2 separate regions of the Mus musculus genome follow, and region 1 is linked to region 2. The links are chromatin loops, found by intact Hi-C in ENCODE. Cell type or tissue: gastrocnemius. All regions are shown on one strand. Each heading gives the region's core, and the rest is flanking DNA. Links, peaks and the distances in the headings are about the cores only. Region 1 holds the start of Hao1 (hydroxyacid oxidase 1, liver). Region 2 overlaps Plcb1 (phospholipase C, beta 1).

What was found. Peaks named below come from ENCODE experiments on the same cell type or tissue, not always from the same donor. Only the 100,000 strongest peaks of a DNase experiment are listed, where the experiment ranks them.
Region 1: it touches region 2 in a loop (8-fold over the local background); 32 of 42 quality-filtered maps call a loop at or near these places.

The regions. Positions count from the first base shown.
Region 1 is chr2:134,543,271-134,559,299 of GRCm38, reverse strand. Hao1 (hydroxyacid oxidase 1, liver) reads left to right here and starts at 4,948. Exons shown (of 8, transcript NM_010403.2): 1 at 4,948-5,104; 2 at 11,020-11,171. The coding sequence starts at 4,968. In gastrocnemius, for the core only: a CTCF peak has its summit at 9,340 (motif pointing left); a DNase peak (open chromatin) is centred at 9,337.
Region 2 is chr2:135,319,908-135,333,683 of GRCm38, reverse strand. It overlaps Plcb1 (phospholipase C, beta 1), which reads right to left. Exons shown (of 32, transcript NM_001145830.1): 13 at 10,990-11,074; 14 at 7,884-8,061; 15 at 3,317-3,384; 16 at 240-336. Among named protein-coding and RNA genes, the nearest start is that of 4930545L23Rik, 110 kb to the right of the region's middle. In gastrocnemius, for the core only: CTCF peaks have their summits at 3,262 (motif pointing right), 4,679 (motif pointing right) and 9,534 (motif pointing right); DNase peaks (open chromatin) are centred at 3,305, 4,735, 8,966 and 9,125; H3K4me3 peaks cover 365 bases.

The DNA of each region.
Region 1 (16,029 bases), core at 4,364-12,363, 780 kb after region 2:
GAACCATAAGAGAAAGGGAGGGGATGGAGAGCAAGAGAATAGTGAAGACTGGGGAAACACGGAGACTGAGCATCACAAATTCTCTTAGATGAAAATTAGAACCCGACTGAAGCAGAATTAGGTACAACAGCAAGTCAAGAATTTCTCAAAGGGCTGGGGAATCCTGTACAAGGTTCACGGTTAGTTTCCAGCACCAGTGTTAAGTGTACCTCCAGCACAAGGAGATGGAACTTGCCTCTGTGGATACTGTACACACACACACACACACACACACACACACACACACACACACACACAAATAAAAATTTATTTTTTTTAATTTAATTTTATTTGTAATTCATTTTTTACACTCCATATTTCATTCCCTGCCCCTTCCCATTCAACATCTGACTGCTCAACATCCCACACCACCTCCTCACCCCACCCCATCTCCACATGGATGCCCCCACCCCCCACCCCACCTGACCTCTAAACTCCCTGGGGTCTCCAGTCTCTTGATGGTTATGTGTTTCATCTCTGAATGGACATAGATCTGGAAGTCCTCTACTGTATGTGTGTTAGGGGCCTCATATCAGCTGGTGTATGCTGTCTGTTTGGTGGTCCAGTGTTTGAAATATCTTGGGGGTCCAGATTAACTAAGACTGCTGGTCCTCCTACAGAATCACCCTTCCCCTCAACTTCTTTCAGCCTCCCCTAATTCAACAACAGGGGTCACGTGCTTCTGTCCATTGTATGGTTGCAAATAACTGCATCTGACTTTTACAGCTGCTTTTTAGGTCTTTTGGAGGGCAGTCAGGATAGATCCCTTTTTGTGAGCATTCCACAGCCTCAGTACCAGATACACTGAATCTAATAGAAGAGAAATTGGGGAAGAGCCTTGAACTCATTTGCACAGGGGAAAATTTCCTAAACAGAACTCCAATGGCTCATGCTCTAAAATCAAGAATTGATAAATGGACCTCATAAAACTGGAAAGCTTCTGTAAGGTAAAGGACATAGTCGATATGACAAGTCAGCAACCTACATATTGGGGAAAAAATCTTCACTAACCCCACATCCAATAGAGGGCTAATATCCAAAATATATAAAGAACTTGAGAAGTTAATCACCAAAACCCAAACAACCCCATCAAAAAATGGGGTACAGAACTAAACCGAGAGTTCACAACTGGAATCTCAAATGGCTGAGAAACACTTAAAGAAATGTTCAAAGTCCTTAGTGACCAGAGAAATGCAAATCAAACCGACCCTGAGATTCCACCTTATACCAGTCAGAATGGCTAAGAGCAAAACCTCAGGTGACAACACATATTGGAGAGGATGTGGAGAAAGAGGAACACTACTCCGTTGCTGGTGGGATTGCAAACTGCTATAACCACTCTGGAAATCAATCTGGAGGTTCCTCGGAAAATTGGAAATAGATCTGAAGACCCAGATATACCAATCTTGGGAATATACCCAAAAGATGCCCCACCATGCCACAAGGGCACTTGTTCCACTATGTTCATAGTGGCCTAATGTGTGATAGCCAGAAGCTGGAAACAACCTAGATGTCCCACAACAGAAGAATGTATACAAAAAATGTAGCTCATTTACACAATGGAATACTACTCAGCTATTAAGATCAAGGACATCCTGACTTTATCAGACAAATGGATGGAACTAGAAAATATCAACCTGAGTGAGGTAACTCAGACCCAAAAGGACATGCATTGTATGTACTCACTAATAAACTAATAAGTGGATATTAGCCAAAAAAGAAAGAAAGAAAGAAAGAAAGAAAGAAAGAAAGAAAGAAAGAAAGAAAGAAAGAAAGAAAAGAAAGAAGAAAAAATCCATACAGAATACAGAAGATACAGTCCATAGAATTCAAAAGGCTCAACAAACTGAAGTACTCAAGTGAGGGAGCCTCAGTCCCACTTGGGAGAGATAAGAAAGCAATCACAAGTGGGGAGGGGGGGGACTTGGGAGGGAAAGTGGAGGGGGCAGTGAGGCATAGAGGGGAAACTGACCTGGTATTGGGTGAGGGACAAGAACTGAAGCCCCGAGGGCTGGAAGAAAGAATGCAAACAGGTAACCTCAGGAAATAGGAGGTTGGGGAACACCCCCCTCCAGAATACACCAGAGATCTGGGAGGTGAGAGACTCCCTGAACCTACAGGGAGGGACCTTTGATGAAGTGCCCCACAGTAGGGAGAGGGAACTTATAGAGCCCATCTCCAGCAGAAAGACAGGACATCAAGTGAGGGATGGGGCTGCCATCTCAGTAACACCTCTGACCCATAATTGTTCCTGTCTGAAACAATTACAGGAATGGAAATGGAGAGGAGCTTGAGGAAAAGAAGGTTCAGTTACAGGCCTAATGTGGGATCCAGCTCAAAAATTAAAAAAAAAAATCTTAAGAAATTATAGTTTAGTGAAAATACCTAACAGAAAATGTTCTGTATTCAAAAATGCATTTTAAAAGCCTGCCAGTCAAGTGTAAAAACATCTATTACGAAAAATGGCCCAAAGGTTTCACAAAAATAGAGAATGAACAGCCACAATAATTTAAAAAGAAATGCCAAAGTAGTAATGGAGTAGTCATGGTTAGTCATGAAAACATACTTTGTACCTGGAAAGGGCTATCTTCTGCCATCCATGGTACCTGGAGTTCTTGCTTACCTTTAGAGCTAGAGAGTTGGAATTCTGAGTCTCTTTTGAAGCCAAAGATGATGGAAATGACTGATTTGTCCCTCATATCCCACCTGTCATTTCAATAAAATGTTTCTTCAAAGGGTAAAAAACAGAAAACCAGATATTCTCCTTCCAAGAGTCTAAAGTACATGTTGGATAAAAGTACCAAGAAGATTTAGCATCCTCATTGGTTGCTTTGATCTCAGGCTTATATCTTACTGGAGATTTAGGAGCAGGTAAGTGTTGCTGAACACAGTCATGTAGCTTGGAAACTATCAAAGGGGTTGGTAGTTGTTGGGACACTACTATTGAAATTTTTATTGTTGCACAAAGGAGAATGAGATGTAAATTAAGTTTTATTAAGGCCAGCATTAAAAAAATGAAAACTCGAAGCTCCCGTGTTTTGGCCACTGTGAGTAAGAGGACTTGAACATTTACATGGGCATCATCCTGATTCTCTAATTTGAGACCAGGGCTGCTGTAGCTGCACACAATTGTACCCTCTAGCCACGTGAGTGAAAACTGAACTTGCTTTGACCATTCTCTTCTTAAGCATCCTGTTGTGCAGGTTTTCTATATTACTTAGGGTTTTACTGCTGTGAAAAGACACCATGACCAAGGCAACTCTTATAAAAACAACATTTAATTGGGGCTGGCTTACAGATTCAGAGGTTCAGTCCATTGCCATCAAGGTGGAAGCATGGCAGCATCCAGGCAGACATGGTGCAGGAGAAGCTGAGAGTTCTACATCTTCATCCAAAGGCTGCTAGTGGAAGACTGACTTCCAGGCAGTGAGGATTTTAAGCCCACACCTACAGTGACACACCTGCTCCAACCAGGTCACATCTATTCCAACAAGGCCATACCTCCAAGTGGTGCCACTCCCTGGCCCAAGAATATACAAACCAGCACATTTTCCATGGGACTTTTAGACTATCTCTGGGAAAAAAAAAATGCAATATTTAGTCAATGTGGTTGTCATGAATTAGCAAAGTTTGTTTTTAAACTCCAACCACTTTTATTCCTAGCCACCAAGAGATTACTAAAATAATGTGAGGGCTATGCATTTCACAGTTTACTTTTTAAGACATCATTCTAAATCCACCAGTGACCTGCAACAGGAATGAAGGAGAATGGAAGGTTGGTTGGTTAGTTGGTTTTCATTTCATGTCTCTTCCTTTATTTCCTTTCTTGCCCAAACCCTAGCTCTCAAACAGTATTGTGAGCCACAGTCACAGGCATGGCTTCGTACAGCCCAGCTGCCTGTACCAAGTGTCTCATCATCGGCTGAGCAGGAAGATGCAGATGCTTATCTGGCATCTGGTTCTAGAGGATGCTCAGCTCTTGGTTCAGAATCATACTTTGAAAACTCTCTGGCTTCTACTTCCCTTCTTTGGTATCACTGAGATTTGACCTGCTTAAAGTTTATTAAACAGTACTAAACCACTCACCATCCTGATTATGTAAGATGCAAGGTACAAACAATAATTTCTAGCAGTTGTTGCAAGGGGCAGGCTGCATAAAGAAAAGGTTGTTTAATTTGCAAATTTTGAATCTGTTCTGAGCAGCAACCCAGACTTTGATCGACTTTCTTAACAATCCTGTTAATTGTCAAACTGGGGGTGCTAAGACTCCTTTGATCAACTTTCATAACAAGCCTGTTACCTGCCAGGCAGGGATGCTTGCGCCTCAAAGCAACGCAGTTGGTACATTCTCATAGTAACTTTAAATTGAGCAATTTAAAGTTTTGTTCATGCCGTTTTTATTCTTTGGTGAAGGTTGTTGGAGATTGACACTTGCAATTGCAGTTTTCATATGTTACTTACTTGATGCCTGAACCATTGGGGAATATTGCAATATATCTATGTATTCATCCAAACAGTAAATCATTGATAAGCCAAACAAATCGCCTTTGATGAAATCAAAATTCTTTTCCCAAAACAGTTTCAAGCTTATATTCATTACTGGTTTTATTTCCATTTTTTTCTCAGACTATTACTATGGACCCATTCTTTTAATTCATCCCCTGCTTTGTCAGTGTGACCAACCCTACCCGTTTCTGCTACCTCCTCAGCTCGACTCTACGTGCTTTCCACCACTGGGTGGCTAGCCTGTAAATGAAATGTCAAAGTCTAGGCATACAATGTTTGCTCATTTGATGTAAGCAAGAGAGAATTAAATATGAACTTTGGCAAAAGTCTATTAATAATTGACAAATAACGGAATTGTCTGGGGATAAAAAGCAATTCATGAAAACCCTCCAGAGTATCTGAGGTTGCCCTACCCTGCCACAATGTTGCCTCGACTGGTCTGCATCAGTGATTATGAACAGCATGTCCGATCAGTGCTTCAGAAGTCAGTGTATGACTATTACAGGTCTGGGGCAAATGATCAGGAGACGTTAGCTGATAACATCCAAGCATTTTCTAGGTAAGAAACTTTGCTATTTAAACTTGTGTTGTTATATCACACAAAGACATTGCATGAGAATGAAATGTAGTTTTATGTGACGGTATAAAAATGATTGCCTGGATTTGTGCTTCATAAGTAGAACATTTCCCAAATGTGACAAATCTGGATATCTTGAAGATTGATGGATTGGTGGCAAAAGCGAGCAGTATCTTTTCTTGAACTGTGCCAGTAATTAATTTAACTATACATACAGATTGTTATAATTGCTGATGGTGTTATTTGCTTTGTATTAGAGTGTTACAGAGAATACTTGTGTTGATGGACTAGGACAGCTTTAAATGGAACTGCCACCCTATCCAGTTGAACCCGATACAATTATTGCTTCCCATGTTCCCATCCTGTTGGCTTTCTCCATTGACATTCACTTTGATATTAGGTTGCCTACACTTTTGCTTCAGATTGCAGTAAGTCTGTGTAGCATCTGCCTTTTACCCTTGCTGCCTCATGCCTCCTGAAAAGTGCTTCTTCTCTCTTCTCACATTATTTCCCCCAGGCTTTCATGTTTCAGACACGAGACAGTAGGTGCTTGCTTTCTTTTTTCTCTTTTCTTTTTCTTTCTTTCTTTTTTTTGTGGTAAAAACAGAAAATAAGATAACTTTAAACGGGTATGTTTTCTTTCTTTCTCTCTCTCTTTCTTTCTTTCTTTCTTTCTTTCTTTCTTTCTTTCTTTCTTTCTTTCTTTCTTTCTTCCTTCTTCTTTTTTGTCTTAGCCAACTATCTGAGGGGGCTTTCCCATATCTCACTCTTTCCACGCCATTCCTCTTCCATTGTAGTCATGAGTGATGGCAGTGGGCAACGGGGTTCTCCATTTGTGATCACTTATTAAACGGAAATGGACGGAAAATATCCAAGGGTAGAAAATCTGCCTTCTTTCCTATTTCTTCTTTGATCTGGAGAAAAAACACTCAGAATTGCCTTTATTTTTCTGATTAGGAGAAATTAAATCATTGTAATCAAGGCAGTCTCTTGTTGGCAGCAGCCATGTTACACACAGGTTGGTAGCAGAGCATGGGTGGGAATAGTGTGGAGAGCAGGATGTCTTCCCAACCTCTGAAGTCCTTGATCAGGCTTTTTCTGAATCCTTCCTGAACACACAAATGCTGGGGAAGTTGTAGATGGGTAATTGGTTAATAATGCAGGAGCTTAGAGTTCTGAACTTTATCAATTATTATTATTATTATTATTATTATTATTATTATTATTATTGACTTCTTCAACATTTCCTACTCTTGTAAATGTTCCTTCTTGGGGTTATGCCACTGTGTCCCCCAGATAAATAGATTTCCTGAGTGCTCTCCTTAAGCCACAACTTAGCTGTTCTGGGCTTTTATAGCAAAAGACTTCCATGCCCTTGACTGATGTATAGAGCTGTATATGAGCATTGCTGCTGGTGGTCACCAATTCCATTTCTACAAAGCCTTCTCTACCCTTTTAGACACCTCAGCTCATATGGTCCAACTTATTAATTAATTCATTTATAGTCTCATCAAGTAACTCCATGTGATATCAGTCTAGCCATTCAAAACAGGCTGGGCTGGGACTTGCAGTCAACCTCCTAACTCTGCTTCCTGAGAGCTACAGGAATGTGCCAACAGGCAGGATAATTGATTGGATTACACTTTGAACTGTTTCAACAGACAAGATTGCTACAAGCTGAGGACCCAACAATGATACAGATAGAAAGTTCCTACCAACAGAAACTTGCATTTCAGCAACTATACATTGACTTAGCATCCATAAGTATAAATACACCCATGGTATTTATACTTCCATGGTATAAAATACCTCCCCACAACAGCTACCATAAGAGAAGAAGCAAAGAACAGTAAGACAGATTACCTTGCTGACACTAGAAATTCTAGAAACATTCTGAGGCATAGAAGTCTTGGTGTCCAAGTTTTAACCAACCAGAAGAGTCCCATGGCTTCTATGAATTCTGTAGCACTCCCAATAGAATACCATCCTAAGTGTGGATTAATTTTTCTCCATGGCACAGATAATACAACTGGAAAAGACAAGTGCCACATCTTTCATGGAACTTGATAATTCTGAGACTGCCATATCCAGGGATCCACCCCATAATCAGCTCCCAAACGCTGACACCATTGCATACACTAGCAAGATTTTATCGAAAGGACCCAGATGTAGCTGTCTCTTGTGAGACTATGCCAGGGCCTAGCAAATACAGAAGTGGATGCTCACAGTCAGCTATTGGATGGATCACAGGGCTCCCAATGGAGGAGCTAGAGAAAGTACCCAAGGAGCTAAAGGGATCTGCAACCCTATAGGTGGAACAACATTATGAACTAACCAGTACCCCGGAGCTCTTGACTCTAGCTGCAAATGTATCAAAAGATGGCCTAGTCGGCCATCACTGGAAAGAGAGGCCCATTGGACTTGCAAACTGTATATGCCCCAGTACAGGGGAACGCCAGGGCCAAAAAAAAAAAAAAAAAAAAAAAAATGGGAATGAGTGGGTAGGGAAGTGGGGGAGGAGGGTATGGGGGAGGAGGGATAGCATTGGAAATGTAATTGGGGAAAATATGTAATAAAAATAAATAAATAAAAAAAAGAAATAAAAAGGCCTTGAGCAAAGTTCTTCAAAGGACAACTGGTTCTTAGTGTTTGTACTCCAACAAATGTCAAGTCTGATCCCTTCTCTGACATCTCAACTTCTCCCTTGCCTTGTGGTTCTCTGCTTGACCCACAATCCCTTGATTTGTTCTATTGAGTTGGTCATATGCAACTAAGAGAATTTCGGCTGACTTTGGTCGCCTTGGCTTGATAGCAGGAAGGAAGTCACACTGGGCCTTCCCATTCTGTTTCCAATAAAGGCTACAAAACAATCAGACATAACAAAAGGTCAAAGGCATTTGTGAAGTTCATCCCCTTTCCTTCCCACAAGTATCCGGGAGCATCCTCACCAGCACTGTCCATCAGCACACAGATCTGACAACCACATTTTAGAGTTCTGGAAACTTGGGCCACTTGTGTGACCAACAGCTAGCTGGAGATGTTTCTTGGTCAGACTTGGGACTAGCATTAGCATGACCAGAAATAATATCACGAAAGGATAAATAAGTTGAACCACCCAGAAGAATGAAATTCTCTGCTGCAAATATGTAAGAATAAGGCAAAGTTCAGAATGCCAAGGGGCTTCATTTTGAATGGACTGACCGGACTGGGGTTAATTTGAGAAAGTGTACTACACCATTTCTTTTACACACTGACGTAAAGGAGCCTCCCCACCCAGGTTTGTCACATGCCCTGGCTTTTTTTGAAGGTATTCCTGATGGAGACTTCCTCCACAGTTCGATTATTTTGCAGGATCATAACTTCAGAATTAGAAGCTGCCCCTTTGCTGCTGCATCTTGATTGACACTGACAAAGGGGAGGTTTAAGGACAACTCTCTGGTAGATAAAAGCTATGCTAGCCCCAGTTTGTTACATGGGAAACACTGCAAACTCGCTAGTGGTGTTTTCAGTATTACATAAACAGAACTGTCACAACATCTCTCCGTTGATCCATGAAAAAAAAAAAAAAAAAAAAAAAAAAAACGAGGAAAGAGCATTTGCAATCATTTGCTTTAAATTTGTGGAGAGAAAAGTTAAGATGAAGAAACCCTGTGGTTTAGAGTTGTAAGTAGCCATAAGACTTCAGTGCTATGGAATTTGGGATCTTTCAGGGAGTGGCTATGTCTGCGGGAGCATGTCTCTCTCTTGAGTTTTGGATTATTTAGAACTTAGACCTTTGTTCTATGTGAAGTGTAGGCTGGGAGTCCTGTTGTAACTTCCTTTGTTCATTTTGGTTTTTAAAAAAGTTTGCTACTCAATGGTCCAGCTGTTCTTTCCATCTTCACAGGCTCTTCCCAAAGTAGACAGCAGTGAATGAAACATAAGGTTATGTCAAAGAGTTATTTGTTGTATAATTGAGGTGATAGCCATTTAAATTTGGGGTAGTTTTCAGTGAGAGTCAAAAATTCTTTGAGACTATCTCATAAAGCTATTGTTATTTGTAAAACACCCAAACCTGGAGGATACTTTACAAGATGTACCCTTCCCCATTTCACTTGATTTACTTAGTTTTGCCCAGAAATGTAGGTGTTGAAGAGTCTTTGTAATATTTGAAACAGAAAATGTATTTACAGAATGTGTGAGCATGCAATTATTAAGGTGACTGCGCCACCAAGTGGACGAGTGTAAGGTTGTTGTTTATTGACAGAAGGAGTCTTGGTTTGAGTGTTGTGTGTCCTCATAAAGTCTTCAATTGTTCTTTTAGTCATACGTAAATATTGATGTTAATGCCTTTCAAAGCCGGTGTGTCTGTCCCCTCTATTAAAATCTCTTCCTCTCATTCCAACAACACTCTTAGAGATGATTGGTAATGAGAAACCCCTCCATGGCTTCTGCCTCTCCCCCTTCACATTGGAGAGCAGACAATCGTGCTGTAAGTGTCCATGCTGTGCAGCAGATTTCCAGGAACAGAACATGTGGTGTGATGGAAAACCATGACAATTATGATGGTCAAAGAACAGCTTATGGAGAAACCAACCAACCAACCAACCAACCAACCAATCAACCAGTCATCCAACCAACCAACCTACCAACCAGCTAGTTTTAGAAACCAGATGCTAAACTTCTCTATCACCTCATTCAGGGATGGGTTGTTTTAGTTTACTGTGTGACAAATGTTAGACTGCAGACGTCGAGCAGGTCCTCAGGATAGAACTGTTTCTGCTGCTGCTGCTGCTGCTGCTTCTCTTCTTCCTCCCCCTCCCCCAGAGACAGGTTTTATTCAATGAAGGGCTTTCCCCTCATTTCTCCAATATGAAGTCACTCTTCACTATATTTGCAAGAACAATCTCAACCTCAAGAGAATTAGAGTTAAATCTAGAAAATCAATATACAGGACTGTTGGTTAGGCTTGTAAGTATGTCTAAACAAGGTATTTATTTTAATAATGTCTAGTTTTAGTCTGCCTGCAATGAGGAGACTAATTGACATAAGCAAATAGGAAATATACATTCTGCTGATAAGTTAGTTTCGCATAAGGTTTACTGATACAATTTGACTTATTAACTTCTGTTCTGATTTTGAGGAATCACAGAAAAAATCATTTACAATAAATTTCAAGAATTAAGAGTTTTAGTTTCTATTAAATATTCTGAGGAAGGGGCTTGACTAACAAAACAAGTAACCAAAGCTTATACTCTTAACCAAAGCTCTAACTCTTCTCTTATGTTCATTCATCAGCAGACACAGCACTTAGTTAATAACTTTGAAGAAAATATTCACAATTTTCAAAACAATTGCCTTGAGCTCTTCTGTCTTACAGAAGGAAGGTCCATACCTTCTCCAATCTGAATATAATCTCTAGGACTTTGTATATCATCATCTAAATCTGGGGAAAGTAAAATAAGATCTATATTGACCCCAAAGCCTATAAGGGGATGTTCATAGTGACTCTCTTTATCATCTATAGAAAATGGAACTATCCTAATGTACCCCAGTAGTGAATAAGCAACGAAGGTTCCCTCCAGGAGGTGAAATGGATCAGCCCGATGGTACAAGCTAGTGATGCACACACCAGCATGGATGGCTATCAAGGACACCATGTCAGGCTCAGAAGGCTGTCTACTGTAGGAATCCATCACACAAAATTCTTAAAAAGCAGAAGTATGAGGATGAAAAATGCAGACCAATGTTTGTCAGAGGTTTGAGGTAGGGAGAAAATTTCACTATGCAAGGAAAAGATTTGGCCTAATAAAAAATATTATTTTCTCTTTTAAACTAAAATGTGTTAAAGTTTTTTGGTTATACCTTTGAAATTCTAAAATTACATGTATTGATATTAATATTATTTTAAATTCCAGATGGAAGCTCTATCCACGGATGCTTCGCAACGTTGCTGATATCGATCTGTCAACTTCTGTTTTAGGACAGAGAGTCAGCATGCCAATATGTGTTGGGGCTACTGCCATGCAGTGCATGGCTCACGTGGACGGGGAGCTGGCCACTGTGCGAGGTAAGAAAAGAGAGACAAAGAGAGGCTTCCTTCTCGAACACCCTTCCTAGGATGCTTTTATTTAAAACAATTACATTCCTTGTTTTTCTTTACTTTATATTTTTCAATGATATATATATATATATATATATATATATATATATATATACCATTTCATATATATACATATATGCATATATATATATATATATATATATATATATATATATATGAATGAAACCCTTGGTTTTACCATCAACTTTCTAGATTTTGGTTCAGTGCTTGGTGCTTGGTGCTTGGTGCTTGGTGCTTGGTGCTTGGTGCTTGGTGCTTGGGTTTCTATGTCCTCTGCGAAACAGTGATCAAACTAGCAGTTGTTGCTTTTGGTTGTTGTGGCGGGGGGGGGGGGTGGAGGTCGGTCCACAGAAATTATACATGTAAACACCTGGTGCAGAGTAGTGCTCAGCTAATGTTTGTAATTTTATGAGTAGTAATATCAAGGTCTCTAAAAATGGAGATCCAAGAACTAGCTTTCCCAAGATCATAGATCTTGAGTGGCAGAGGTGGTGTTGTTCCAAACAAATGACTTGCATACTGAAAGAACAAAGGTGGAGACCTGGTTGGCTCTGATTTCTTCTATGGTATTGGAACGTGATTCTGTTTTATGGGTGGAGTCTTTCCCCAGTAGAGCATTTCCCACTGCCCCAGGAAGGAGCAAAGAGGAAAGGAAAAAGACTACAAAGAAATTTCTCTCCATGGCTAATAGATTACCTTCCTAGTTCCCTAGCAACACTGAATATGTGAAAGGCTATACATAGACCTCAGCATATTCAGCTTTACGACTAAGGACTGTGGCTGAGGAATCCTATTTAACCTCTTTTGATGCCAGGCAGGCAAGAGATGAAGGGCCAAAAGAGCATGAACTCAATGCTATTTAAAGCTTTTTAATTCTGAGAATTATGAATTAAATGGCTCTACCTTCTTCATTAAAATGTCTCCCACAGAACTCTGCCATGAACATCAAAATTTTGCTTTGACACAAAAAGGTTGTACTGCATCAGCTTAGGTCAGAGGCTGACAGCATCCTTACTGCTGGAGAACTACATGCAGCTGAGTGCGCTCAGAGCCCCAGGGGCTTAGTTTTGGTAATCCAGAAACACACAGCCCCTGGGATGGAGGTGGTGGTAAGTGGGAGACCAAACTAAACAAGTGTAGAGGGGTAGGTCCATTTAAAGAAACTTAGGGCAACAAAACAAAAGTGGAGAGGTGGGCATATTAGCTTAAATCTTGAATGCACCAAAATTTCCATAAATATCAAAAGGAAATATTCCATAGGATATTGTGATTTTTTTTGAAGTATTGAATAATAGTTGAGAAAATAAGAGACAGCAAAGGGAAATTTTCGCTCGATGTCAATGGCCCTAAAAGAAGAAAATGATACAAAGACAAAAGTAAGAAAATAAGAAATTCATGAATGGACACAAGAGTCAACGAAGGGAAATACTCCACTAATATGCAAAGGAATATAAGTCATTACCATGTATTTTTTTATTTTCTGGATGTGAGATCTTTATGTTAAGGTCATGATGTCTGGTGTGATTTGGGGGAAATGTTCAGTGTCCAACATAGATCTGAAGAATAGAAAGCAAGGACTCTAAGAAATAATGTGGCACTCGGTATCAAAGATTTTAGATGTGAATTCTACATAATGCTGTAACTTTTCTTTTTTTTTTTAAAGATTTGTACAAGAGTTTCCATGATTTTAACTTCATTTGACAGACCTTAGAAGAATTGACCTCTAATTCGAGAAACCATGGAAAAAATGGCAAGCATATCAAAAGAAACAAAATTTTTGAAAATGATACAGAAATTGATTGTGATCTCTGCCTTTTGTCTTAAAAAAAACTTTCCTTCTTTTTCCTTTTTTCTTGTTTTCAGCTTTTTACAAGAATTTATTGTATATCTCAGCCTGATCCTACTGCCTCAGCTTCCTTCCTGCTTGGATTACAGATATACTAGCTACCATACTTGAATTATTTCAATTAGCAGTTCCAATTGAAGTAAAGCACACAGTTGTCATGTTTCTATTAGTGGGCAGAAACAATGTTAGGGAGACTGTGTTGGAAGATGGAGATGCTTTTTGTAACTCACTAGTTTTTTAAAGTGCAGTGGGAGATTACTTCTGGGTTATAGCCCATCCTTATAAACTCTATTTGAACTATTGTTCAAGAAGCAAGTGATGGAAAATAGATTTGAAAGAGGAGGCAAAAATCAGGAAACAACTCAGAGGACAGAGCAGAGGGAAGCAAGTTTACCAGTGGGCAGAGCTCACCTGGTAAGTCACTGCGGGACCAGGGAACTTGGCATTACTGTCTGGTTTTGTGAACAAATTTCTAGAGTTTTCGAGAACTGCTTTCATAACCACTGATGGCACGCTGTACGCTCTAACTTCCTCCCTATGGGTCTGAAGCCCGTGATTTTGTTTGAGGACGGACTGGAGTAAAATGAAAACGCTTGTTTAGAGACTGTTAGGGAGTCATCAAATGTTATGTCCCCGGGCACTCACCATGAGCTGATATTAAGTGCCCATTAGTTCTTACCCTTTTAGATTTATTTAGCACAAAATTGCCACCTTCTAGGCACTTGCCTAAGTACACCACAGCTCTCGTTTGGTGTTCTCAGAAAACCCAGAGAAGCAACTACATTACTAAGCCTAGTTTACACATGAAAAACTGAGGCACATATAAGATGAGTCACTTGCTCAGGGCTACATGATTCATAAGTGACAGGAAGTGTCCAGATCCCAGCAGTCTGTCTCCAGAAAAGTGGCTCCTAACTACCGCGTGCTGCTTTGAAAATGCTCTGAAGGAGTTATAGCACCAGCAGGCAGGCGTTTATAGCTTTAGATTTGTACAAAGGAGGACTCTGGGACAGTGACACATACACTCTACCTTTGAATGAAGTGGAAAGGGCATAAGAAATAGGGTCGGGGAGATCCCTGTCTTCAAGAATCCAAAACATCTGAGTCATAGCATCTCAAGCTATAATACAGCTGTATACAAGAGAACTCCCTCAAGGACCTCTGCATTCTTCCAGTTTCCGTCTGTGTTCTCACGATCTTCTATGGTGCGTTGTTCTCTTTATTATTAGAATTAATCAGGCTATTGCTTGGTTCGTGCATGTGGGCGTGGTCTGTGAATTTGGCAAGGCTTGTGCATTTAGGTGTGGGGTAATGATTTTCTTTGGCAGGAAAAGGAGGGGGCCCTTGAGAGGATGCTGTGGGTGACTGGGGTATTTGAATTCATTACTTCTTCCTGCCACTGTTGGCTTCTAGAGAAATGTGGACCGAGATAATAGCTCTGTGAAGGATGTAGTTAGCCACAAGTAAGTTTAAGCAAGAATGGAGCAACCTTCATGTTTAGCCGATTACTATCTGAAATGCAGGAAACTATCACAAAATCAAGAATCTATTCATTGATTTATTCCATTATTTCCAGGAAGAATTAGACAATCTATATCTGATCCTTGAAAATATTGCAAAATCTGTTCAAGTTTCCATGGAAGAGTTTTGTCCACCTCCTAATTATCTGGCCCCTAAAGTTTGTATTTCCAGGGACACAGCCTACGTGAAGTTGGGGCCAAGTTCAAAGGACAGAGGTTAGTTTGTGATCTCAGGACAAAGTGTCCCCAACAACCTGGCAAATGAGAATAAATGAGGGTCAATCACATCTACAGGGAAAGGACTGGCCTGTGAAACTAGCATGTTCTCCTGACAGTTATAGATATAATGACAGTTATAGATATGGCCACAGCACCATAGTCTCACATACCCCTCGGTGATTTCCAGAGTTCTTCCAAGAATCTGACTCAAACACCCTTTACATTGTCCTGTCATCACTGTGGGCACAAATAGGCTTGACCTAGACCCACAGCTTCGATTCCATGTTTTCCCATTGTCTGATGGCTGTAGAATGCACTACACATTTTATTATTAATTTTGAGACGCAGTGATGATGCATACAGCATACCAGGTAAAATTCAGAGGCCCTTCACATATTAGTGAAGAGCTGCTAGTCACTGAATGTATGCGAGAGCTCTACATTCTTTAGTGTGGAGTCCTGAAATAAATGCTAAGGAAGTCCACGGGGGTGAAACATGCCACTTGCTCACTTTTTCCCCAGACCCCCAGGTTCCCAAAATCTTCCTCTTGCATATATATATATATATAACTGCTTTCAGAAAAGCACAGTCTATTCATAAGGAAAACCACTTTATTTTTGAGCTAATACTTTTGTCTTACACTTAAAGCAAGGACCTCAAAAATTACCTTTGAAGGCTAAGCTTGAGATATTTCATGTCCATAGAGTAGAGGAGGTAGGGAAACTAACCATCTATGCTCAGTGCTAAAGGCAGTGATTGCCTGTTTTATCCCAAAGGGGGCAGCCATGAACTTGCTTCAGCTGACTGTTCCTGAGAGAGTGAGGGAGTGAGCTGCCAGCTCTTCAAATATCTCAAAAGAAGCCAGCAATCTCATTTTTAAAAAAATGTACAATTTCTTGTTTATATACGTTGGCAAATATATCAAAATTCTTTAAAACGTTATTTGTGGCAACAGTGTGTGGGCCAAAACAAATACAACTGTTACAACCTTCCCGGGCTGTTCAGCAAGGACAACCTATTTATGGACGAATTCACCACCAAGTGGTTTTTGCATCTTAGGGCCGCTGCTCCTTTTCACTTTCTAAGGTTACTGTTTCCCCACTGATAATGTCCACTGCTTAAGAAAGCCTATGGTTTTGCATACCATGTCTCAAGGGGCTTGGGGCTGTTCTGAAGGACCTTAGAAACTTAGTCATCACTGAGCATGCCTGCTGTTGTA
Region 2 (13,776 bases), core at 1,537-9,536:
GGACAATATCTTTCTAGTATCCAAATATGTGGCAGAATATCATGTAATACTATCATATGCTTTTCTAATGTATTAAATATAATTATATCTTTGAAGTGTTAAAGTAGTTATTTTTCTGTAATATTAAGATGTGCAATCCAGGCAAATATCCAAGATGTCCAGAACAGAACACTCCTACCAAATTCTGACTACTTCCCGTTTATACACTACACTAGAGATTATTCTGCAGGAAGTCTTACTTTTTGAAATTTCAAAGGACTCAAACTTGACAGGCTGAATATAGTTCACCAGGTTAGACATCTCTTCTGTGGCCATGGCTTCGCTGCCAGCTGTCCCCTGGAAGCAAACATAAAAAATAATAAACATTTTCAGAGTCAGCCTTACACTATGCAGGGTTAGCTCCTCAGGAAAATGGAGCAGAAACTCCTTCCCTTCTGAAGAGAACGTCATAGATATCTACCTCAGGGGAGGGATGCAAGGCAGGCCAGCCTCATCACAAAGCCCCGGTGGCACATATGTTTTAGAGTTTGAAACTTGTAGTGTTTGCAGTGTTTGTTTAAATATAATAGATCCTTTGGGGACAAGATCTAAGTCTAACCAAACAATTCACTGAAAACTCACTGGCATGTTATACTTGCTGCTTAATTTTTTTCTAATGCTGAGTATTGAAACCAGTACATTACAATTTTTTAAAAAATCATGGTGTACAATTTTCCATGTGGGGTCAGCTCAGCCTTTCAAAGTTTTGAGGTTTTGAGCACTTTAGACTCTAGATTTTCTTCTTCTTCTTCTTCTTCTTCTTCTTCTTCTTCTTCTTCTTCTTCTTCTTCTTCTTCTTCTTCTTCTTCTTCTTCTTCTTCTTCTTCTTCTTTTTTGTTTTTGTTTGTTTGTTTGTTTTTTCGAGACAGGGTTTCTCTGTATAGCCCTGGCTGTCCTGGAACTCACTCTGTAGACCAGGCTGGCCTTGAACTCAGAAATCCACCTGCCTCTGCCTCCCGAGTGGTGGGACTAAAGGTGTGCACCACCACGCCCAGCTCTAGATTTTCAGATTATGAATGCTCACTGTATGGCTACTTTATGAATGTGAGAGATGGCAGGGTGGTTCTCAACATGTGAGTTGCAACACCTTTGTGGTCAACTGACCTTTTCACAGGGGTCACCTAAGAGCATCAGGAAATGCAGATACTTACATTAAGATTCATAAGAGTAGCAAAATTATAGTTATGAAGTAGTGGCAAAAATAATTTTATGGCTGGGGGTCGCCACATGAGCAACTGTATAAAAGGGTCGTTGTGTTAAGAAGATTGAGAAGAGTTGTTTTATAGGGATGCAGGGCCTCAGCCCTCTTCTGATACACCAGGTATCAGGAATGAAAATTTGTGCTAATAAGGTGATGCCCACAGGAACTGCTGTCCTGTATAGCAGAGAACACAGAGGAAGTCTACAGTCAGGAAATAAAGAACTCATTTGACAGTAATGGTTATCATGTAGGTAAACACTGTATGGCCTGAAAAAGAGATAATTAAACAAAGGTGCCTTGGGTAAGGACAGTGGGGCTCTGCAAACAATTCCTCTAGTTTGTGATAAACATTCCCCCTCCCTCATTGGTTCCTGTGTGTAAGGGTGTGCTGTATGACAGCAATATAGTGGTTTAGGTCCCAGAACAAAGCCATCTGATATTAAATCCAAAGCCCGCTGGTCAGAAGCTGCTCCACTATGGACAAGTAAATTACCTGCTGTTTAATCACCAGCAAAATTAGAAATATAAATCAGCCCTATAGCATGTCAAGTTTTATAATTATTACAAGTAGGATTAAAAAGAAACTGGGTGTTGTAGTGCTTGTCTTTAATCCCAGCGTTCAGGAGATAGAGGCAGGCAGACAGATCTCTGAGTTTGAGTCTAGGACAGCCAGGGTTACACAGAGAAAAACTTGTCTCAAAAAAGAGGGCATGGGGGGAGGAAAGAAGAAAGAAAGGGGGAGGAGTGAGCTTGGAACCGTGCTTGGCAAATAGTGAGATCTTGCATTAATTTAGATGCTATCTGCAATTACATATGCTATAATACGAGTTTTAATAAAGGAAACCCGCAGTCGTTACTTGCACAAGACTGGCCTCTAGAGATGGGTCTCATATTTTCTCATTTTTTAGTTTAGCAGAGAAAAATGCATAGAGATGAGGTTTCTTTGTGAAAACTCTAGGAGAAACATTCTGGTTAAATGCCAACTGGGAAATATTCATTTAAAAATAGGCAATTCTGGAATGATCCAAGTGTACCCTGAAGCCACTCTCAGACAGATGGAGCCTCAGTTATTACAGCCGTGCTCCTCTTAGAAATCAAGAGGAAATTTAGTGGGGACATAAAAAGCACATTTTAAATGAAGCTGGACACCGCGGTTCCCAGGTGTGGTTTCAGCTACACGGAGGCTGAGATGGAGAGACTGCTTTATCCCGGGAGTTTGAGACCATCCTAGGCTACCCAGTGAGACTCATTCATAAGGAAAAGGGTGCCAAATAAGAATAGTTTATTAAGCTGGGCAGTTGTAGTACACACCTTTAATCCCAGCACTTAGGAGGCAGAGGCAGGCAGATCTCTGAGTTTCAAGCCAACCTCGGTCTATAGAGCTAGTTCCAGGACAATCAGGGCTACACAGAGAAATCCTGTCTCAAAAACAAACAAACAAACAAACAAACAACAAAATGCTTATTGAGCTATCTGTAGTTAATACACATCTGTACTCCAAGCATTCTAGATATTGAAGCAGGAGGATTTTAAGTTTGAGGCTAGCCTGAGCTACAAAGTTAAGTCAGGTCAGACAGGGCTGCCTAATGATAGCATCCTGTCACAAAACCAAGTTAGCAAACACCTCAGTAAACAAATGAATATTTAAAAGAGAAGAGTTGCTTTTATTTACTATAAGGCTGCCAGTACAGAGCCAAAGCCTCTAAGAACATATTTGAATGCAGAGACCGTATAAATTTTGTGATATTGACTGAAAGAAAATCCTGAAGTCCTCATTGAACTATCACTGATTTGTTTGAGTTCTGGGCAGTTATTACTTTGAGCTGGCAGCATCCTTTAGAGAGCTAATATCAAGACATCACTTCAGTTGATACAAAATCAAGACAATGGAATCACGGTCACATTTCTGAACACTCCTTCAAACCCTATACTCTCTCTGGATTTCAGACCATTGGACAAATCATTTAATTGCCTTGGTCGTGGGGATGGGGAATGGAGTTGGTAATCCAATGTCCTGTGCCTATCTCTTTTGCCCACTAGATGGCAGAAGAGAATCGTAAGATATCCGTAACTCACCTCATCCATGGAAGACTTTTTACAGTCATCGTCGTCGTCATCGTCATCACTCTCCGTATCTGCTTCCCCTGTCAAATTTTAATCACAGATCACAATTTCAGTATTTGAAAGTTCAAAGAGTTCGCAAAAGCACACTGCCAACTTTGTTCAGGGCATGCACTCGGAAGGCTGACATTCTGCTCCTTTTAAAGTTGCTGTTTTCTTTCCCCAAAGATTTACATTTTCTTAGTAACAGAGACTTAACTTGACATTTAGACGAAACTTCTCTCTGTGCTTCTTACTATAATGTACATGTTCTCTCGTGGATGTCAATCTCCATGACCTTAACAGAGACAAGCCCTGCTTTCATTTGTTTTTCTGTCCAGTCCTCAGTCATGCCCCTTTGAAGTAACCCCTGGCCAGCACACAGCTCAGGGACTCAGGGACCAACCTTCTCCAATAAAATGACTTCACAGCGGTTGAAGAAGTTTATGAATGAAATCAGAAACTGCGGGGAAATGGTAGCACACACAAAGACTTGAGAACTGCCAAGTGCAGGTCAATCATCATATCTAAATAATCTACAATCATAAACATGACAGCATTCTTCGGCTCTAAGAGTGTGAGAGCCTGAGACAGTGGATAACTACGGTGTCTTGTGAACTCACAGTAGCTGTGGCAGCCAGACAAAAATCTAAACATGGGGAAGGGAGGGGAGCATGAAGTGTCACCCTTAAAGGAGGAGCTATTGGCAATTAATGACTTCTGGAAGACAGACAGTCCATTTTCTATGAGAGTTTAATCCCCTGGTAAGTTGATCGTGTTCCAGCAGAAGGCTGCACATGCAAGAATATTTGGGCAGCACAAGTTGGTACTGAAGAATTTAAAACAAACAAAGAAATGGAACACCCCGTTGGAAGGATGGAGAAAGGAGAGTGGATCTGGGAATTGTTGGGGGTAAGCACTATTTTGTAGGGAATTCTCAAGGAACCAATAAAGATTTTTTTAAATGATATCATTCTTTTTTTTAAAAGGGCAAGATGAAATAATCTAATGCAAGAAGAAAAAACATTGAAAAGCAATAAAAATAGAAAATTAAGCTTTAAAATCACTACACTTAAAAATCTATGCTAATCTGACTTACTTTAGCGTCACATTTAGCCAGTCATTGCAATTGGTTGATTCTACCCTTCTGCCTAGAGTTAATGGATAATTTATTCAAAATATCACATTAGTATTAAGTACTAATTTCCCCTATACTTCAAACTCTTTCAGTCGTGTAAAAATAGTTTCAAGGGAAAAGGAAAGCAGCCACAGTCGGTTTTCTTTCAATCACCCTCCCCTCCTTCAGTTTTTTCCACTGCAATAGCACAAATATTCCAGTAGATGGCAGGATGAGCTCATTGCTGAGGCAGAACTGAGTGCCTGGTACCTGCTCCCAGAGGGGCCTTCTAAAAAGTTGGCCACACTCTGCAGCATGGATGACACAGTGCCCACAGAACTACCTTCCAAGAAGCAACTCTGTGTTTTCATGTGAGGGACAGAGGTCAATCAATTACTGGATGGTAGTGAGGAAAGTAGGCACCAAACTTCTATAGAGGAGAAAGACTTCTGTGACCAATAACTGGATGGCCTGTTACAAAGGGCCACATAAGTCCTTAATGGTGCTGACTTAATAATTATTCGAACCCCATATACTTGCTTAAAAATGCACCCTGCTGTATAACAGATGCGTTGTTTTAGGGGGTTGCTACTTAATATTTCATATTCATTTTATTTCCTGAAGTACTTCTTTGTATTATTATTATTTTTAATGAAGGATGTGTTCTTTAATCAAGCAACATGAAAAGATGATTGCTGGAACATTCTACAAAATGACTCATGTAACAAAACAATTGTCCAATTACCATTTCAAATACACGTTCAGGCTGTAACTTGGGTTGTATGAGGAAGAAAAAAACTTCGTCTGCCTCTACTGTGAAAGCAAAGACCTGTTTTTTTTTTTTTCTTCCTTTGGCAAGCTTAACAAAGAAAAACAAAACCATACTGATCTGTCTTTTATGTATTAAGTCACCACAGAGGCTGTACATACCTAAGGGGCTTCTCTTATAAGACTTTGAGAGGACCCTGGAGAAATCTATTTGAACCATAAAAAAATAATACCCTTTTTAAAAGCAACACTAACAACACCCAAAAGTGGTATCTTACTTGACCCTTGTTCATTCTGGAAAGTGTGCTGGCTAAGGGTTGGCTCCCAGAAGAGGCATCCAGGCAACAGACTGACTTAGCTTTAAAATAAGATCCATGTTATGTGTTTGTTCCTGGTACTGGGAACATCCACAAACCAAATGATAAATTATCAGAACTCTTTATTCTGGGGCCTACTTACGTACTAAAGACTCCAAAACTACATGGCAATAAATACCGATTGCACACGACTCACTCCTGGCTAGCTTAGGGAACCTACAGAATTGCTAACAGATTGCTGCTTTTTCTCTGTATTAAGCAATTGTGTTCACTGCCTGTAGAAATCATTATTATTAGAGTTATGTATCTGGTTAATGGGAGAGAGAAATGGGATTAGATAAAAGCAGATGGCGCAAATACCCACAAGCACCCACGTGCAAAGGAAGGCACATTAGGACAGGTTGGAAAGGAAGAGACTTCTGATGATCGATCATCCTCACATCATACTGAGAAAAAATTTTCAAAAGGAAATCAGAATGATGTCATGATATTTGAAAAAAAAAACATATCTGTGAACCATGGAGGGGAATAGACCTTCTGAGAGACTTATATACTGTCTGTACCTTAGGGTGTCAATTTAAATAATAAGAGCAGTTGACAAGTGAGACAGACAATAAGACAAAAGGTAAACCAGGCCTAGTCAGGGCTTGCAGGTGTGACACACTCAGCAGAGAGGTAGGACACTTGCCTAGTCTGCAAAAGGTCAGAGCACAGTAGAGGCTCAAACAAGACAGACCCAAATTCCCAACCAGACAAGCAAGCAACCAACCAACTAAGCTGGCCACGTTCATGTTCTGATTGCCCCACTTTATATTTTAACATTCCAATTGTTTAAAAATCTTTTAATTTATGTGTGATAGGCATGGGGAAATGCATGACATATGAGCAATACATGGATTTTCAAAATATAAAGAAAATAGACTGGTCCAGAAGTCTGGTCTAGAGTCCAGAAGAAACTAGATTTCCTTCTAGTTCTGTCTAAGGCTAGCGGTTACCCTGACTTCTAACAGCTTATCTTGGTTTTGTTTGCTTTTTATACTCATACAGATGGAGCTAGATAGTATACTTTTTTTGTTGTTGTTGTTGGATTCTGTGTTCACAGTCAGTTATGCTTCTGTGGATAGCTGTAAATCACTCTCATTATATACATTATTCCTTTGTATGACTAAACCATGATTTGCAATCAGCTGATGGATTGCTTGCTGCCAGTGTTTGGATATTTTTAATAATATTGCTTATAGCAATTTTTCCATCTCTTGATAAATATCACTACCCATTTCCCATTTCTTGTTAGCTCTCTCCCTAGGAATAGAACTGGGCAGGGGAAGTGCATGTGTTTAGTTTTGGTTGATATATTAAGTATCTTTATTCTGTCTTTCCATCCCCCTTTTCCTTTCCTGGCTTTCTTCCTCTATCCTCCCATCCTCTGTTCTCTCTCCGTCTCTCTCTCTGTCTGTCTCTGTCTCTGTGTCTCTGTCTCCCTTTGTCTCTCTCTGTCTCTCTCTCTCTCTCTGTCTCTCTGCAATTGTCAGGATTCTGGGTAAGGGGGAATAAATTAGGCTCAATGGCAAATAACCCAAAGAAATCCAATGGCCTTTGAATTTTTGTCTCACAAGTGGTCAGTTTCAAACTAATGTGAAAGAAAAAAATGCCAATCCCTTTCATAAACAATGCAAGTCATTTGTCACTTCACTCTTTTTTTTTTAAGTGCTTTATAACACAGGGGAGAACTGCAAAGCCCAGAACCCATCAATGATTGCATTAGAAGTCTGCCAATCTCTTGTCTTCCCTTCTGCTGATGTGGTCGATGATGAAGTTTAGAAGCAAGACTCTGCTGAAAAGCAGATTTGCCTCACGTGAAAGCCAGTGTAATACCTACCCAAAGATGAGCTGACTCCTTATCTGACATCAGGCTGAGGCAGGAGACTGCCTTGAAATCTCTCAGTGGGCCTAACCGATAACTTGAGGCTATGAGCTGACAAGAGTTTCAAGTGGTGGTCAGAGAGTAAAGTGACCACAGAGGAAGGACTATAGAGATACAACAACATGACTAGCTTGGAAGCTGGAGGGAGGGGGACCTGTGAGCCGGTGGGTGTGAGTGGCCTCTAGGGCTTGAAAAATCCTTCCTAAGAGCTTCCCGAAAGACATCTTCGGTTTATTCCAGAAGCTTTCTCAGAAACCTTTCGACCTACAGAATTTGTGGTTAAGAGTGCCACCGAAAAGCAACACAACATAAACCATCCAAAGAGAGAAAGCTGAAAGCTGAAAGCCCTTCTAGGCCAATTTCAGAGCAGCAGATCTGCGAATCCACCCATCCTGAGCCTGGCAGCCCCTCACTCACCAGCTCCTGGAGACGAAGGCTCGAACACACTGGAGGAGTCGCTGTAGGTGTTGGAAGCTTGCTCTGAAAGCTTCTTCTTACCACTTCCCTCTGACGACTTGTGCGACTTCTTCTTGTTTTTCACCAAGATTTTATACATTAAATCCATAGGGCTTGGAAGAGGTACCCCAGATTCCAGCTATTTAAAAGAAAGCACAGCCTTTAAAAATACTGTCCTTCCTTCCAGGCACCTCTCTAATCCCACTGCTTTGGATAGCACAGCCTCTAGATTGGCATCTACTATATTCAGCATAGTTCACGAAAGCATTCTAATTGTGCCCTGCATTTGTTTTAAATAAAAGATGCTTTTAAATGACCTAACTCATTTTCTACAATGAAACTACAAAAAAAAAAAAAAATGAGGCCACGGAAATGTACAGGTAGATTTAATGGTCTGACCTTGGACTCTCAGGCATTTTCTGACGGGCCCTGCAAGTCCAATCATTTTACTGCAGATACATAAATCATCTCTGACCTGAGTCTTTGGGAAAAGGCCAAACATTGGACAGAAAGAATTGTTGAAGTTGGGTAAAAGTTTCCAAATAAGTCACTGTTTCAGACAAAGCGTTAGGGGCAGCAACATCTTGTGTTGGTTTCGGGTGGGCTTTTAGCATCAGCCAAATCAGACATAATTTCAGATTTTCCTCTTGCCCCTAGATCTGAGCTGTCTTACTGAGCCTTACTTCACTGTTGCAAGTTTGTCCATATACTGGGAAATCAACTTCCCATGAGAAGGTTATAAGTTACTGTATCAGGGAGCATGTGCAAGACACAAGACAGGCTTATTTTTAGAGAGGCCTTTGAAGTCCCACAAGCTGGCCCTCTATCCTTTGCTTGCCATGAGTCTGGGGACCAGTATGAACTCACTTGAAAATATGCAGATACTGGGCCAAAGTGTCCAGGAAGAAGAGGCTTCTTTAGGTTCTGGCTGCTCTTTGCCTTTATGAACAGGGATGGGGCTGCTACCCATCCACTGGGCAGGGTCCTCTTACTCAGGAGTCCCAGGGAGATGAAGAGAAGATCTTCCCTTGTTCTAAGCTGGGCCCCCTGAGGACCTGAGCCTGGGACCTGGAGTTCGTATGCTCCATGTCTTATATAGCTTCAAGCACAGAGAGCCAGGCTTCTACTGCTCTAGGCTTAAGAAGCTAAAGATGTATGGTGACATGGTGACAGGCTTTCAGTCTGAGCTTTAGCCACCAGTAGTCTGGAACTGGGCAGCTGTCATGATCCTCTGCTTCCTGCAGCAGTGATCAGCAGCAAGGCACTATTGCCTGCTTGTGCTCTATCTCCTGAAAGAGCTTAGGGTGTAAGGACCCAGAGCACCTAAAATCCTAGTATTATAGGTCTCGATCCTGGGAACTTAAGGCTTAGCTTTCTTTGTAACGATTTCTATTAAATACGGCCCAGTTTCCCTTCCCTGTTCTTTACAGTTCATTATTCGTCCAGCACCTTTGTTCCTCACCTTGGTCACTCTTTGGAATCCCAGTGTCATCTGGTGCTACTCTGCTGCTGCTCCTACCAGCTCCTCTTCCTATCCCCAGTTCAGCCTTAAGAGAACAGCAGGCTAGAGAATTGTCTTATGGACTGCTCATGCTGCAACACCAGGGGGCAGCACTGAAGGCCATCTCTCTGTGGAGTCACAGTTAAACAGCTTGCTTCCATTCTACAGTGGTGAAGGGGGCGTGGCAGGTGTGTCCGAAACCCATTGCATTGCAGAATTCCCCACACCAATTAAGTACTGTGCTTGCGCTAACCACAAATTTCTGCTGGGCCACCAGGAACTGTGCTCCCCTCTGCCGTGGGTGAATATGGCTGTTCAGAGGTCGCTGAGGCTGGTGATGGCGAGAAGTCTGGTGCCTGCTGTTTAACACAGAGGTAGCGAGAATCGTTTTGCTTTGGCAGCAAGAAGCTGCAGTTTCAGCACAGCTCCCTCAAGGCAGGCATATAATGCTCAGGGCTGTCAGGCTGCCATAAGGGCAGGCCAGCTGGCTGCTAACGAGGGGCTACTTGGCCGACAATCCTCTGTTCAAGCAGCCAGACACCCTGGGCAGGGCTCACAACTGTCCATTAGGGAATCAGATTTACTCAGCTCCCCAATATCTTGTTTAAAGGAAAAATAAGCAATAAGAGAGAGGCTTAAATAGTATTTAGTGACTATTTATTCTTTGCTGGATACCCATGGGGAGAGTTGGGGCATTTCATCGGTTCATGGATGCAACTGAAGTTGAGTGTTTTCTCAAAGGTAAATGTAGGTGGTGGACAGCAGGTGGCAGAAACAGGCTTAGGAACCAGTATTGCCACATTTTGCATTCACTTCCAAAGGGTGTGACAAAGATCCATTGGGGGGTGGGGGGAGATGGTGGTATTTACAGAGTGCTATCTCCTCTTGGACTGTCTTTTATGAGCTGACTCTCACTGCTGAGGACTTTGTAATCTTGACTGACAACTGAAACATTCTCTCCTAGAGGGAAAGAGGGAGGCTGATGATGTTCCGGAAGTAAGGGAAGTCAACAAATCTCACACACTCAGGAAGTTCCTGAAACCTACAAGCTTCTCAAGGCCTCTTTCCCTAATTATACCAGCAGTATGGACTGCTTGGGGTGGGGTGGGGTGGGGTGTGAATCGGGAGAGGACTGTTCAACCGGTCTAGCTGCTGACTTGTCAGGCAGGGAGCACCAGGGATATAGCATCCATGAGTTGATGCCCATGCTGAAGTGGGCTTTTGGATTATGTAGTTACCTTTGAGTTATTCACACCACTGTCAACAACCTTTCATCCATATTCCTATAAGTAACTCCCTGGTACCAAATTAGACTTTGGTGGAATTACTACTTTGGCTTGTCCTCAGTAACTTATTTGGGGGTTAATAGACATTTGTTCACAAACACTAATGGTGTCACTTTAAGCAGAGGAGGGATAAGGCTGGATAAAGAAAAGGAAACAGACACATATTTTCTGACACCAGTCAGCTCAGATCTCGCTGATCATATATCTACAGAGAGGACATATCTCCCCAGCTGTAACTGATAAATGTTCTCCTTCAAGGGAGCAGAGTGCAGCTACTTACTGGGTATTTTTCCAGTGGTTCCATCAGGAGGGCATCACCAAAGATTAATCGGCAATACTCGGCCATCTTGGCTTGTTGCTTCGGGCTAAGAGCAAAAAGAAAGAAATTATGGGGTTTATTCAGAGAGGTGTCCTTTGTATTACTAGCACAGAAAGAAGTCAGTCAGAATCAGTTTCCATTGTTATGAAGCTCTTTCCTAAACATCACAAGTACCCACACACTCACACACGGGCAGGAGGCAGGGTGGCTGTGCAGGGCTATTTTTAAGGTCACCGTACACAACCCAGACAAGGACACAACACATCATGTCCCTGTCTCCAGATTCATGAGATTTCTAGAGTTAAAAACTTTGTTCCTTTTGTTGGATTGCCTGGTTCTATGTCAACTGCAAGGCTCCTGGGGTTGGAATATTTTTGTGGCTCCATGTAAATTCTTGGATAAAATGTATCACAGCAACAGAAAGCAGAAACAGATTATTTATAAGGAATCAAGAGGGGAAAGAAGAGTGAGAAAGAAAGAGAGGAGAATAGATGGAGAGAGGGAGCTTCATATGTCTAGGAAACCATGCAGAAGTGTGTGTGTGTGTGTGTGTGTGTGTGTGTGTGTGTGTGTGTGTGTGTGCGTGCACACATGGGCGATGCTGGAAGGATACAGCAGGGTTGGCAAAGGCTGTCTCCAACTCTTTTCTTCCCTGTGTTTTGAGACATGGCCTCACTGTGCAGTCTAGGGTGGCCTGATGGTTGAGAACCCCCTGCCTCAATACCCTGGGCGCCAGGATGACAGGCACACACACACCTCTATGCTCAGATTTGCTTGTCAGCAACTTTTCTGTGCAGAAAGAGTAGAGCAAAGCAGGGAGTAACCCAGGTGGCTGCCAGGAGGAAACTGGTCTGACAGGAGCAAGAGTTCAGGGTTTTCTGAGGTGAGCTTCTGGCTCTGAACTGCTTTGAAACTGTACAAGGAGAAGGATTTTAACTGCTTTTGGAACCAGACAAAGGATGCTGAGAAGATACAACAGAGTAACAGTTGCAAATGCCTTTGAAGAACTACACGAGCGAGAGGTATATAAAGTGATCTCATGGAGAGGAGACGCCTGGTCTGCGGTTAGCCCAGAAACTGTACCTCCAGCCCTTGTAAAGATGCTGTTAGAGGGAACATCTGAATGCTTTCAGCACTCCTGTTTCCCTTGACCTTTTCAGATGCAATTAAAAACCCAGTTTTCTCATCTTGTGCAATGATAAACATCATTACACAGCACCCAGTACTGCTGGGTTGGGTTTACGATCTACAAACTGAGGGTCCGAACTTCCCCTGGTTATATTGCAATGACAAGCAAAAAAAAAAAAAAAAAATGTAGTAAAGAGAAGACTTAGTAACTATGATGCAAATGATGGTGTTTTACCTTAAATCATAAAGATTAGGGGCTGTAATTTGTATTTTGACTCCTTCCCTGAAGGGGAAGCCTGGAACACACTGTTTTCTGGGAAGGGACACTTAGACTGAAGCTCTGCTTCAGTGCAGGAGGAAAGTGCTCATTATAGCTGTCTCTAACAAAAATGAATTGTGTGCTCTATGGTCAGGTGAGCTTTTGGGGTTCAGGTGTCAACTCTCAAAGTTATTATCTTCTTGGAACTGCGGGGAAGTTAAAGGAAAGATTCCAAGAATTTGCAAAGCCCAACGCAACAATTTGAGATCTTTCTCCAGAGACAAAATCTTCTTATGTAACTAAAGCTTACTTCACACTGTGTGTATCCCAGGCTGGCTTCAAACTTGCAATCCTCCTGCCTCCACTGGGATCATGTCCACAGCAAAGCCTTACACTTCTACACTGTTCCCTGTCTTGCTTGAGCAGGACTTTACTGCATGGTTTACATAGCCCTAAGAGAAGAGGATGACGACTCTCAGAAGTGTGAGAAAGGGATGACCAACCCTTGACTAAATCCTGAATCATACTGGAGGTTGCACTTTAAGGACAATTCATTAGAAACTATATAGATGGGACCTTTGGGGCAGGCAGGGAGTGGTTGATGGGGTAGATGACTTTTGCCAGTGGTAACTTACACAGGAAGTCTGCCAGGTCAGCCTGCTCTTGGCTGCAGCTGAGAACAGAGCATCTGTGCTGGGCACTGTTCTAGGCTGCATTAAAGAACACGGGAACAACACAGAGAGCCTGCATTTTGAGCAAAGCTGTAAGGTAATCCTGATAAGAGCAACTAGTGAGCCACATACATGTGCCATTCTGATCACCTGGAGCATCAGTAAACTGCAGACTCATACTTAGAATCTATAGGGCAAACATGCAGGTATTTCTAAGAAGTTTCCAGAGAACATATGCTGTTGGTCCGAGAATGGCTTTGAGAAAGAAGTCTGTGTGAATACAAGGAGAGGAAGATGTAGGTATCCAAGAAATAAGTGAAATGTGAAATTCACTTACCAGGTTGCTCATGTTCTCACACAGTGTTCTTTTAATAGAACAGGGAGAAAAGTGAACACACACACACACACACACACACACACACACACACACGTGCGCGCACGCACGCGGAAATTAAAGAGACTTTAATTGTAGGTCAGACCCACAGAAATAAATGACATTAAGACTGCAGTTAATGAATAAAGACAAGGCAAAGTTTTTAAAGTATCAACATCAGCCACCATGGTAATTAAAATTAAAGGGATGAAATTCACAAATATATTACGTGCTTCAAGCCACAGCAGATATTTCTAAACATATTAAAATATCCACAAAGCATCTGCCAAATAGGTCAGTTTGTGTGTGTGTGTTGG